3 separate regions of the Homo sapiens genome follow, and all the other regions are linked to region 1. A link is a contact called in ENCODE Hi-C or POLR2A ChIA-PET data. All regions are on one chromosome and are shown on one strand. The core of a region is the stretch at or near the end of the contact, and the rest is flanking DNA. Distances in the headings are between cores, read along the strand shown. Region 1 overlaps LOC101927896 (a long non-coding RNA gene). Region 2 overlaps LOC101927896 (a long non-coding RNA gene). Region 3 has its middle 88 kb from the start of LINC01173.

Region 1 (3,493 bases), core at 235-2,734:
CTCAGACACAATTCAGCCCAGATCATGTGGAAAGACATGTTTGGAAAGAGGAAAACAGCTGGGATAAAATCTTTATTTTGACAGGCAAAATAAAATGGTGCTAATGTCCAAACACGTCTGGACTGTTAATGCTTCTAAAAATGGTCTCCACTTTAGGAAATGATATACATTTTTACACTAAAGGAAATAAATATTTTCTCATAGTCAAACTTAATGTCATTAACTAGACAAGTGAAGAGGGTCATAGATCTTTCTGTAGTTTATACTATAGCTTTGCTTAATAAGACTTAGAGATAGCAACTTGAACTTAATCACATATTATAGTTTTTTTTTTTTTTTTTTGCAGGAAATTTCTTTTAGAATGTAATAAATGCTTAAAGAAGAATTATACTGTGAGTAGAACAGCATGCAGCCTGGCACTTAGCAAGTGATCGAGAAATAATTCATGAGTGAATGAATGAACAGATGACAGATGTAACCAAAAATCAAAACTAAAATCACTTCTGAAGTCGAGGATGCACTTCTCAGTAAGTAACTTTGGTTATGATATCTCTGGTCCTTAAGGAAGAATTCTGGCTGGGCACAGTGGCTCATGCCTGTAATCCCAGCACTTTGGGAAGCCAAGGAGAGTGGACCACTTGAGACCAGGTGTTTGAGACCAGCCTGGCCAACATGGTGAAACCCCATCTCTACTAAAAATACAAAAATTAGCCAGGTGTGGTGGTGGGTGCCTCTAATCCCAGTTGCTTGGGAGGCTGAGGCAGGAGAATCGCTTGAATCCAGGAGGTAGAGGTTGCAGTGAGCCGAGATCATGCCACTGCACTCCAGCCCAGGTGACAGAGACCTGTTTCAAAATAATAATAATAATAATAATAATAATAATAATAATTTCTGAGAGTATATTGTCTCTTCTCCTTAGTTACAACACTGTGCTCTTTCTGGAGCTTAGTTTGATGGTCTTAATTTAAATTATGCCAATAACAAGCATTTTTGAGGAAGTGAGTTGATAACACAAATGCTTCTATGTGTGCAACGAGATCGCATTCTTAAAAAAACACATAACTTATTCTGTATCTGGGAGCAGATTCCATGTTATGAGGCTGTTTTTCAGGCCAGTGCTCCTGCTGTGTGGGCCCATTTAGCACAATTCCTCTGTGGGATTGCAGATGTGTCATAATTTCTAGGCACAAACTAATGTCAATCTGCTTGCACTTAAGTCCTCTGTTGTTAAACTAAATCATTTCCTCCTTTTCAGGCATTTTTCTCATCTGGATTTAACATAGATCTGTTCTCACACAAACATCTGTGGAATGAGCCTGGACATTGCTACGGAGGGCTGGTTAGAGGAGGAGGAAAGAAAGAATAATGGCTAATCATTAAGTTGCAGTGTGGGTGTTTGGTTGGGAAGAACCAGCTGGCGGAGGAATGGATACTACCTCTGACTCAGAGACATGGGCAGTGACCCCTATTGTCTGGCCAAGAAGGAGTCACATGTCTTTGGTGACTTCTTTGTTTACACTCAGAGTTTAACTATGAGGCAGAAATGGTTTCTTTGCCAAAGTCTACATTTGATGAAACATGGCTAATTTTAATTTTAGAGCTGAGCTTGGACCTTTCTTCTAGTCATTGCTCCAAAGTGGTGCTTACGGGAAAGGAGAGTATTCTTCATGATCAGCTCTGTCTTACATTCAAGTGCAGTCAGGCACGGAGGGACTAGAGCATCGGCCCTAGGCCACAGCTGGAAAGTCCTCTGCGTTGCTCAACAGGGGTCACAAAGCAAACTGAGATCATACGTGGGCAAAGGAAAAAAGAGAAGGCAAAACATTCAAAATCTCAAACATTTGAAACCAGATTTCAGTTGAAATATATAAGTTAATCAGTATCAAGCAAAAATGTCAGTCCCCAGAAAGCCAGTCTCTCCTTCACATTTATGTAAATACAGTTTGGGTTCTGATATCATTGGCTGCTGAATTTAATATTGAGACAAAGTGTAGTAGAGTAAAAGGCCTCCCAAAGCCACTTATTCCACTCATTCAGTCAAAAGAAATTTACTAAATGCTTTCCTTGTGAGCAACGCACTAAGCCAAGTTATGGCACTTCACTCTGTCAGCTTTCAAACGCACCATCCTAACACCATCACCATAAACAACATCATCACCAGAACCATCATCATCACCATCATTATCACCACTGTCATAATAACCAATACCATTCCCATTACCCAACACCCCCATCACCATCACCATTCCCATCCCAGCACCTTCATTATCACCATCCCCATCCCCATCTTATCACCATCATCGTCACCATCATCATCTCCAACACCATCCCCATCACTGACACTATCATAATCACCATAATCATCCCCATTCCAACACTATCATCACCATCATCAATACCATCACCAACACTGCCCTCATCTCAACACTATCACTATCCTAACCCCACCACTATTCCAACTCAATCACTATCACCACCACCAACACCATCCCCATTCCAACACTATCATCACCATCACTACCATCACCAACACTGCCCTCATCTCAACACTATCACTATCCTAACCCCACCACTATTCCAACTCAATCACTATCACCACCACCAACACCATCCCCATTCCGACACTATCATCACCATCACTACCATCACCAACACTGTCCTCATCTCAACACTATCACTATCCTAACCCCACCACTATTCCAACTCGATCACTATCACCACCACCAACACCATCCCCATTCCAACACCATCTTCATCACCAACACTATCATCACCATCACTATCATCAACACCATCGTCATTACCGTCACCATCACCATCACAATCATATCAACACCATCTCTGTCCAACACTACCATCATCACCAACGCCATTCTCCTTTGGAACTCTAGGCTTTCTTCGTACATTAGCTCATTGATTTTGGCCCTATGTGGTAGATATTATGGTCCTCATTTGTTTTTGATAGAAATGGAGCCTCAGAACAGTGACATTACTTGCCTGAGCCACATGCTAATAAATGGCAAAACTATATCCATTTTCTACTTCCTCAGATTCTCAGTTTTCTGTGGGATGTATCAGGAGACCACACCACATTAATCATGAAGATAAAAATGACCTTCATAGTAATGTATTATGTTCATATCAGTGCTGAAATGTTTTGAAGCACCTTTAAATTTATTACATCATTTAAGCTTATAGTAATCCCTGTAGAATGACAAGAATGTGTTATTATGGTCAAATTTAAAGCATATTTTGTTAAATATCTCATTTCCAAAATGAACTTGCAGTAAATTAAGTATCTGGTAACACATTTCCAAAATTAATCATTGTCGTCTGATGACACAGAAGTTATTCCAGGGCTATTGGTCAATTCTGGGTCAGTTTCCTCATGGAAACTGCATCTGAAAAGCTAAACTGGAAGGTACCTGTATTCAAAATGGCTAAAGGACTGATTAGGATTAGGATTGATTCCTAAATTAGCAATGACATTTTT
Region 2 (3,961 bases), core at 568-3,067, 57 kb before region 1:
CTCTTCACTGAGATAAATGCATATCTGATGGCCTCCTTTGGAAAGGCTCATCAGAAACTCAGAAGAATGCAACCATTTGTCTCTTATCTACCTATGACCTGGAATTTCAGTATTAAACCAATGTTTATCTTGCATATATTGATTGATGTCTCATATCTCTGTAGAGACTACATGAAAATTTTGTTGTTGAAATAATTCGTTGTACTGAGCTTCAATTGAAATGCTTAAATACCTTGAAAACATTTCCATTTTTGCCTTTACTCAAATCAGGTGGTGGCTACTTTCTAATGAATGCAAATCCCAGTATGTGAAAAGTGTGGGTTAGGACAATAAAAGGGGAGGTGACACCATTTTAATGGTTTCTCAGAAGCTGTGCTCCGATGTCCTTGGGCACATGTCATCAGTACCTCCTGAGGTTATGTCACAGGTGCATGTCCTTAACTTTGGCAAAATAAACTTCCTAAATTAACTGAGATCTGTCTCAGATATTCAGGCTTCAGAGCTATGCCAGCTAACCCCTTATGCTGAAAACGAGGACTTAGAAGGAAAGGGCAAGAGAGCCAGACTTGCTTTTTCCTTTTTTTTTTTTTTTTTTAAGTCTTTCCTTATTCATCAATAAGCCAAAAGTAGAGGTTGTTAGTAGAAAATGTGTGCACCAAGAAGTGAAATAAAGACAGTTGAGTTCATGTGTTGTAGTGTTTCCAATGTTCTGCTAAGAATGAAATATATATGCATGTACAAGCCACAAAATACAAATTGTGTAATTTTGGTGATGCTGCATATGAGTTAAATGTACTTATGTTTGTATTTAAACGTGAAATTGCACAATATGAAGAGTAATGGTAAAATTCATGCTAATGATTTAAAATTGTATTCTTTCTTTACTCAAAACGACCTCAAGGAGCAAAGTAAAAACACCATAACAAATTGAGAGACTGTAGAAAAAGGGAAAAGCCTTATCTTTTACTACATTCCATGGCACGTTTCTCCTGCTTTTTGAATGAGAGCACTTACAGTTTCATTTTGCATTTGGCTGCAAAAACAGCGCAGCGCCCCCTGCAGGGAGCTGTATCACGGTGTTCTGATCAGCCTCTGGGGAAGTGGCCTCCTCTGGTCCAATCAGCTTGTGGACTGAGGATCACGTGATACAAAATATGGCCACCCCTGCATGAACCTGGAGCAACTGCCCTGGGTAGGTACCCGTACAAGGAAAGGCAATCCTTCAAGCAATAATCTTTTGGCAGTCTCCCTCACCTCTGTTCACCCCTGGGTATTTTTGGCATTGCTGTTTTTAATGATGGGGTGTGATGTTTCCTCAGCCTGTTAAACTTCATTGTGTTATTTTTTAACTGCTTCTGAGAAACTACTAAAATGCTGTTACCTCCCTTTTTATTGGCCTAAGCCACACTTTTCACATACTGGGCTTTTCATTCATTAGAAAGTAACCACTTATTTTGAGTAAAGGCAAAAATGGAAATGGTTTCAAGGTATTTAAGCATTTCAAGTGAAGCTCAGCACAGTGAATTATTTCAACAACAAAATTTCCATGCAGTCTCTTAGAAGAAAAATGTATCTTAACTAAATTTTAGGACTTCACATTTTGTTTTGTTTTGTCTTGGCTTATTTGTTATTTAAATGTGCGGATCTGTGAAATAACATCATTTCTTTTTAAAAGACAGCAGGTTCTAACTTTAGTACTTCCTGAGCAAAAAGAACTAAGGTTGCAGAAAGCTTCTCTTTCAGGCTGTCTTTCTGGCATTGCTGCAGGCAGTGCTGCCCTTGCTGGGAGGTCTCCACCATCCACATTAGCCTGCATGTCTCTGTCCCTTTGCTTCGTTTCCCACCTCTACCCACCTGCCCACCACACTCTCACACTTCCCCTGCCCAACCAGAATTGCCATCAGGGGCTATTGGTCCAATCCCAAATGCTAGTAACAGAACTGAAAAGCCCAAGTTTGAAGGGAATTTCTTCTTCCGTGAAGTCCCCTGGGAGAAAATTTTCTGGAAGACTCACCATCCCAGAGGCTACACAGCTCAGGACAACCCCTGTTCTTTTAAGGGAAAAGTGAAAGCCTGGACTTGTAGGTTTTCCCCACCAGTTTTCACATGGAGCTGATATCGGCATCTCTGCAAGGCCAGGAGGAGATTGAGTGACCTCTCTGGAACTCCGAAGTTTACTTTCCCTGCGTTTTCGTAACTTGTTCTCAGCTCTTTGAACTGCATCCAAGTGCCTAGTTCATGATGCCATAATTGCTCACCGGGTTCAAGGGCAGAGCTCTGGTTTCATATTGTAAAATTCAGTGCACCTGGGTACCACATAATAGCTGTGCTAAGACATGTGTGCATTACATCAGCTATGATTCATTCCTGTGATCTAGTTTAGACCACAATCTGATAACACAAACCAATTACTTAAACTGTTAGAAGATGCTTAACTGGAAAAAACATATCTTTAGTTTTCCTTCCAACTTTAGTCTAAACCATATATATATATGTTTTTATATATATATATATGTTCATATTCCATATATATGTATTCCAAATACTCTACATGAGTTTTAACAACAAAACTTGGGGGAATGGGATCTAAAATGTATTTCCCAGGTCTAGCTTGGATGGACTTCAGGGTCATTAACAAGCTGTGCCAAGCAGCATATGAAATCGGTGAGATAAGCTTTGATGCATATTAGCTGTGGGACCTTAAGCAAATGACTCATACTCTCTGAGCTAAAGTTTTCTTATCTGTGAAATAAGCATAGCAAGCCCTCCCCCTAAGGACTGTTGGGGTTAAATTAAATGGTAAAAGCTCCTTAGTCAGTACTCAATATAGGTTCAGTACAAATTGGTCTTTTTTCCTTTCCAATCATGGATACGTACCTGTTGGGCAAAGTAGGTTTCTCCTGGCCATGCCAGGGGACTTCTCACTGTGCTGCAGCCAAGGCTTGATTGAGATTGGCTCCTCTGGGTCTTTAGGGACATATCTTGATTGATATCAACCAATCACAGTTATCCTGTGTTAGGGCAACAAACTGCTACCCAAATCTGCAGCCTGGTGGCAGGGATTGAGTTAGGGGTGACCCAGGCAGTGCAAAGCTCAGCCATTTTTTTTTCTCCATTTGGACGTGAGCAAAGAAGCTGTGGCTCTGGTTACTGAAAAGGGTGAAACAAAGAATCTCCAACAGACAGGCGGGGGCTCTGTTTGAGCAAAGTCTCAACGGGACTCTTGTTTTATAGCACTATCTGCCATCCTCAAATACACCAGCTACCACTCTGGGCACCCATAAGAACAGAATGTCACTCATCTCTGGGTTTTCGATCCAGAGCTGCAAGTGGATGAGAATGGAGCTGAATCACATAGGACCCATTCGAGCACTTCCACCAGTTGAGCCTCTTCGAATGGATTTTAAGATCACCTCCTTCACACTAGCTGCATATGTGGAGCTTCCACTGTTAGACACAACACAATGGAATATGGCTGATATGGTTTAGCTCTGTGTCCCCACTGAAATCTCACCTCGAATTGTAACCCTCGAGTATTGAGGGAGGGACCTGTAATCCCCAGGAGTGGAGAGAGGGAAGTGATTGGATTATAGGGGTGGTTCCCCCATGCTGTTCTCCTGATAGTGAGTGAATTCTCATGAGATCTGATGTTTTTATAAATGATAGTTTTTCCTGCTCTCTTTCCCTGTCTCTCTCTCCACCCTTCTCCTGTCTCCTCTCTTCTCTGCCCTCCTCTCGCTCTCTCTCTCACCTCCTGCCATGTAAGATGTGCCTGCTTCCCCTTCTGCCACGATTGTAAGTTTCCTGAGGCCTCTTCAGTGGAACTGGCTGAAGAGGCTGAGGCAATTAAACCTCTTCTCTTTATAAGTTACCCAGTCTTGGCAGTTTTTTTTGTTTTGTTTTGTTTTGTTTTTTGAGACAGAGTCTCGCCTTGTCGCCCAGGCTGGAGTGCAATGCCGCA
Region 3 (3,722 bases), core at 1,121-3,620, 54 kb after region 1:
CTGCTTCATTTCCAAGGCTTCCCTTATCCCCCACCTGGACCCGTTTCTCTTCCAGTTCTCCTTTGCTGAAGCCAAATACAGAACTTACCTAGTTCCTGTCCTGCCCTCACCCCTCTCTAAACGAGTCCTGTTTCTGAAACATGTCATAGCTCTGCTCTTCTCTGTCCCCCACTGTGTCATATTGTCCGAGCCATCATCCCTTCCCACCTGGATTACCCTGGTAACCACCTACACGGATATGGCTGCTTCTGGCTCATTGTGTTAGTTTGTCAGGGCTGCTGTAACAAATCACCGCCAACTGGGTGGAGTAAACCACAGGCATTTACTGTCTCGGTGCTGGAGCCTGGAAGTTCGAGGTCAGAGCATCAGCAGGGCTGATTCCTTCTGAGGCCATGAGGGAGAATCTGTTCTAGGACCTTCTCCTGGCCTCGGGGGTTTGCTGGCAATCTTTGGAGTTTTTTGGCTTAGAGGAGCATCACCTTGGCTTCTGCCATTATTTTCACATCATTTTCCCTCTATGTGTGTCTGTCTCTGTCCCAATTTCCCCTCTTCATAAGGACGCCAGTTGTATTGTATAAGGGCTCACCTGAATTACTGCATTATAACTTGATCATCTCTGTAAAGACCCTATTTCCAAACAAGGCCACATTCTGAAGTACTGCGGGGGCTAGAACTTCAATCTATCTTTTTTGGGAAGACACAATTCAACCCTTAAAGCCGTCTAATTCATTCTCCCTACAGCAGTGAGCATTCTTTGAAAAGGCAAATCAGAGCCCATCATTCTCCTGTCCCAACCCTCTAGCCGATTCCCTTGCACTGAACTGAAATTCTGAGCCCCTTATCCCTGGCTGGCATACAGAAGCCCCATTTATCTTGTCCCATCCACCTCCCTACCTTCCTCCTGTCCTACTTCAGCCTTTTGTCTGTTCCTTAGATACAGCAAGCTCCTCCCCATCTTAAAGATTTTGCAGTAACCCTCTCTTCTTTCTAGGAAGCCCTGTCTCCTGTTTGGTCTGTGACTGACTACTTCCTGTGGTTCAGATCTCAGCTTAAATGTCACCTCTGCAGGGGGCCACTTTGACCCCCAGCTCAAAATCAGACATCTCATCCCACCCCTTACACCACCCCATTGCAATGCTCGGAATGGCCCTTATCAGTGTCTTGTTATTCATTTTATTTCTGCCTTCCACTCTAACCCCTCTTAGAACATCAGCCCCGGTTGGGGGGTGGGGGGCATGGACTTGTCTGTCTGGTTCATTATTAAACCCCCAGCAGTAAGAGGAGTGCCTGGCTCCTAGCTGGCACTCGGTAAATACAGGTCAGATGAATGAATAAATAGATCTGTCCCTGCTCTCTTTTAGCCATGTTTTTGGCTAATTTTGGATGCTGGTAGGCACTTTGTTCTGGCAGAATTTTGTAGGGCAGGGTTTCTCAACCTCACCAAGATGGAAACATTGTAGCTGAGTAATTATTTGTTTAAGAGGTGTCCTGTGCATTGTAGGATTTTTACCAACAGCCCTGAACTTTACCCACTAGATTCCAGGAGCAACCCCCCACTCCTAGGTTGGGACAACCCAAATTGTCTCTAGGTATTACCAAATTTCTCCTGTGGGGCAAAATCCACCCCTGCCCCCTACCACTCAGTCATCTCCATTGCAGGGCCAGCCACAGCTCTTACAGGACAGCTGTAAGAACAAGAGTTCTGGGAGGCTTTCAATTACACCCATCTCCAAGTGGAACTCTCCAGGCTAAGAGGATGATGACCACCAGCAGGTAACGCAGTGAAGTTGGTGGCCTGTCCCAGGAGAAAGCAGAGTGCAGGCTGTGGGGCAGACAGACCTGATCTTGATCCCAGCTCCATCTCGCACTAGCTGGGTAAAGTAGACAAGCCACTTAGCTTATATTCAGAATGGAGATGGGTGGGATTGCTAGGTGGGGTTAGTAGGAGACAGTGGATACAAACACAAGGCCTGGTGCAGGATCACGCGCTGTAGGAGCTGGGCTAATGCGGCACTCACAGCAGGGAGCTCCGGGCTCCTGGTAAGGATGGCATGGAGAGCGCAGGGAGAAAGGGGACTTGGCAGCCGTCCACTGAGGCCTATACTCATATCCAATTAACATACTTGCTCTAATTCTCTGGTCCTTTGACTCACTAATTTTCTGGTTCCACAAAGCCTGACTGTGCCGTGAGCATCTGCAGCTGGCCAGGGCCTCAGGGAGGCTGTGGGAAGGTGGAGAGAGAGGCAGCCCAGCCGGCAGCTGGGCGAAGAGCCTCCCAGCACAGATCTCTTTTTATCAGCGCTGAATTCCCCCAGCCAGTAAGTACCCCCTGCAAAGGGGTGCGGGTCCTCCCTCCCAACTCCTGCACATTTTCCTTTTGTGACTTCATTCTGCTTCCCAGGCTCTTCTTGGCATGAGCTGAGGGGCAGAGGTTATTGGGAGGAAAAGAGAGCAAAAGCTAAAACATAAGAAAGCGCATCTGATCCTCTTAAAAGAGTCTTTCAAACAGCTACACGGGCATCCACTGTGAGGCCTGAAATATTTATATCCAGCAAAGGATCTATGGGAAATGCCTCCCTGATTTGAGGACAGCTGTAAGAACAAGAGTTCTGGGAGGCTTTCAAAGTGGGAGAACAGAAGAAACCACATTTGAACTTCTCTTAACTTAAAAAAAAAAAATAGCCTACCCAATTAACTAACTGAATTCTAAGGAGATAAGCAAAATTATTGTTAATTTATTTTATTTATTAGAGACAGGATCTCACACTATCACTCAGGCTGGAGTACAGTGGTGTGATCTCAGCTCACTGCAGCCTCGACCTCCTGGGCTCAAGCAATCCTCTAGCCTCAGGCTCCCAAGTAGCTGGTACTACAGGCACGCACCACCATGCCCAGCTAATTTTTTTGCTTTTTGGTGGAGGTGAGGTCTTACTATGTTTCACAGGCTGGTTTCAAACTCCTGGGCTCAAGCAATCCTCCCACCTTGGCCTTGAAAAGCGCGGGATTACAGGCATGAGCACAGTGCCTAGCCTTAATTAATGTTAAATTAGTTTAAAATGTATTACACCTAAGGTATTTGTGGGGCAGGTGATGGAGGGAGGTGGTAGTGGCTGGAGTGGGGACTGTCCTTGGCAGATGGCGTCCACTTCTAGGGCCAGCTCTATGGGCAAGTCTCAATAGGAGTGACACTGGAGGTTGTATCAGAACCAAGGTACAAATAGGTTGAAAGTCTCAGGAGTAGAAACAGAGCGCCATGGGAGCTATGGAGAGCCAGCAGGTCTGCAGAACCAGGCTCAGGGGCCAGGGCCTCAGTGAGACCAGGGCAAACCTTCTTCTCAGGGGAGGAAGAGGGTGAATCGAGTCCCAGCTTCACAGCCTCCCAACTTGAAACTGCAGGAGAGAGCAACTGTTGCTACCAGCACACATGCATTTGTCCTGGGAAAGGTGACGGCTCGGGGGTCATGGCCAGCCCTGGACTGAACCCTGTGATTGCTGCTGTGATGGCTGGGATGGGCTCGCAGGCTGTCTCTGTACCCGGCTGTACCAACAGGGGTTGGGGTTATTTTAGAAAGGAAAGGGAGGGGTAGAATTGTGTCTGGCAGTCACCACCCCATGACTAACTCTCAAATGGTGGGTCATGTTCCAAAGCTCACTTCATTCAGAGAGGAACGAGTTGGCCAGACTCTTGAATTGGCTTTGCATGAACCTAAGAGGAACAAGAG

The links. A loop is a pair of places that touch in the nucleus more often than their neighbours do. ChIA-PET counts read pairs that join two places held with the same protein, here RNA polymerase II (POLR2A). Pooled maps may share reads with other maps.
Region 2: a loop to region 1 is called in a map of endothelial cell of umbilical vein, with 7 times the contacts of the local background. The contact joins two enhancer-like sites. A Hi-C loop is called at or near these places in 5 of 168 maps with a recorded cell type or tissue (Calu3, HepG2, IMR-90 and 2 more) and 3 of 50 pooled maps. POLR2A ChIA-PET finds 5 or more read pairs at or near these places in 3 of 52 experiments (A549, AG04450 and HepG2).
Region 3: a loop to region 1 is called in a pooled map, with 4 times the contacts of the local background. The contact joins two enhancer-like sites. A Hi-C loop is called at or near these places in 2 of 50 pooled maps. POLR2A ChIA-PET finds 5 or more read pairs at or near these places in 4 of 52 experiments (A673, AG04450, BJ and 1 more).

Annotation. Positions count from the first base shown.
Region 1 is chr2:234,821,967-234,825,459 of GRCh38, reverse strand. LOC101927896 (a long non-coding RNA gene) reads left to right here. Exons shown (of 9, transcript XR_002959457.2): 5 at 347-527. Among named protein-coding and RNA genes, the nearest start is that of SH3BP4, 130 kb to the left of the region's middle. Within about 2 kb of position 1,484, at least 11 of the 41 ENCODE cell types and tissues checked have a DNase peak (open chromatin) inside an H3K27ac peak, as active enhancers do; they include endothelial cell of umbilical vein, where a contact is called at or near this core.
Region 2 is chr2:234,878,992-234,882,952 of GRCh38, reverse strand. The region is part of intron 2 of LOC101927896 (a long non-coding RNA gene); the gene reads left to right. Among named protein-coding and RNA genes, the nearest start is that of SH3BP4, 71 kb to the left of the region's middle. Within about 2 kb of position 1,817, at least 10 of the 41 ENCODE cell types and tissues checked have a DNase peak (open chromatin) inside an H3K27ac peak, as active enhancers do; they include endothelial cell of umbilical vein, where a contact is called at or near this core.
Region 3 is chr2:234,768,744-234,772,465 of GRCh38, reverse strand. No RefSeq gene overlaps it. Among named protein-coding and RNA genes, the nearest start is that of LINC01173, 88 kb to the right of the region's middle. RefSeq lists an enhancer at 1-163. Within about 2 kb of position 2,370, at least 3 of the 41 ENCODE cell types and tissues checked have a DNase peak (open chromatin) inside an H3K27ac peak, as active enhancers do.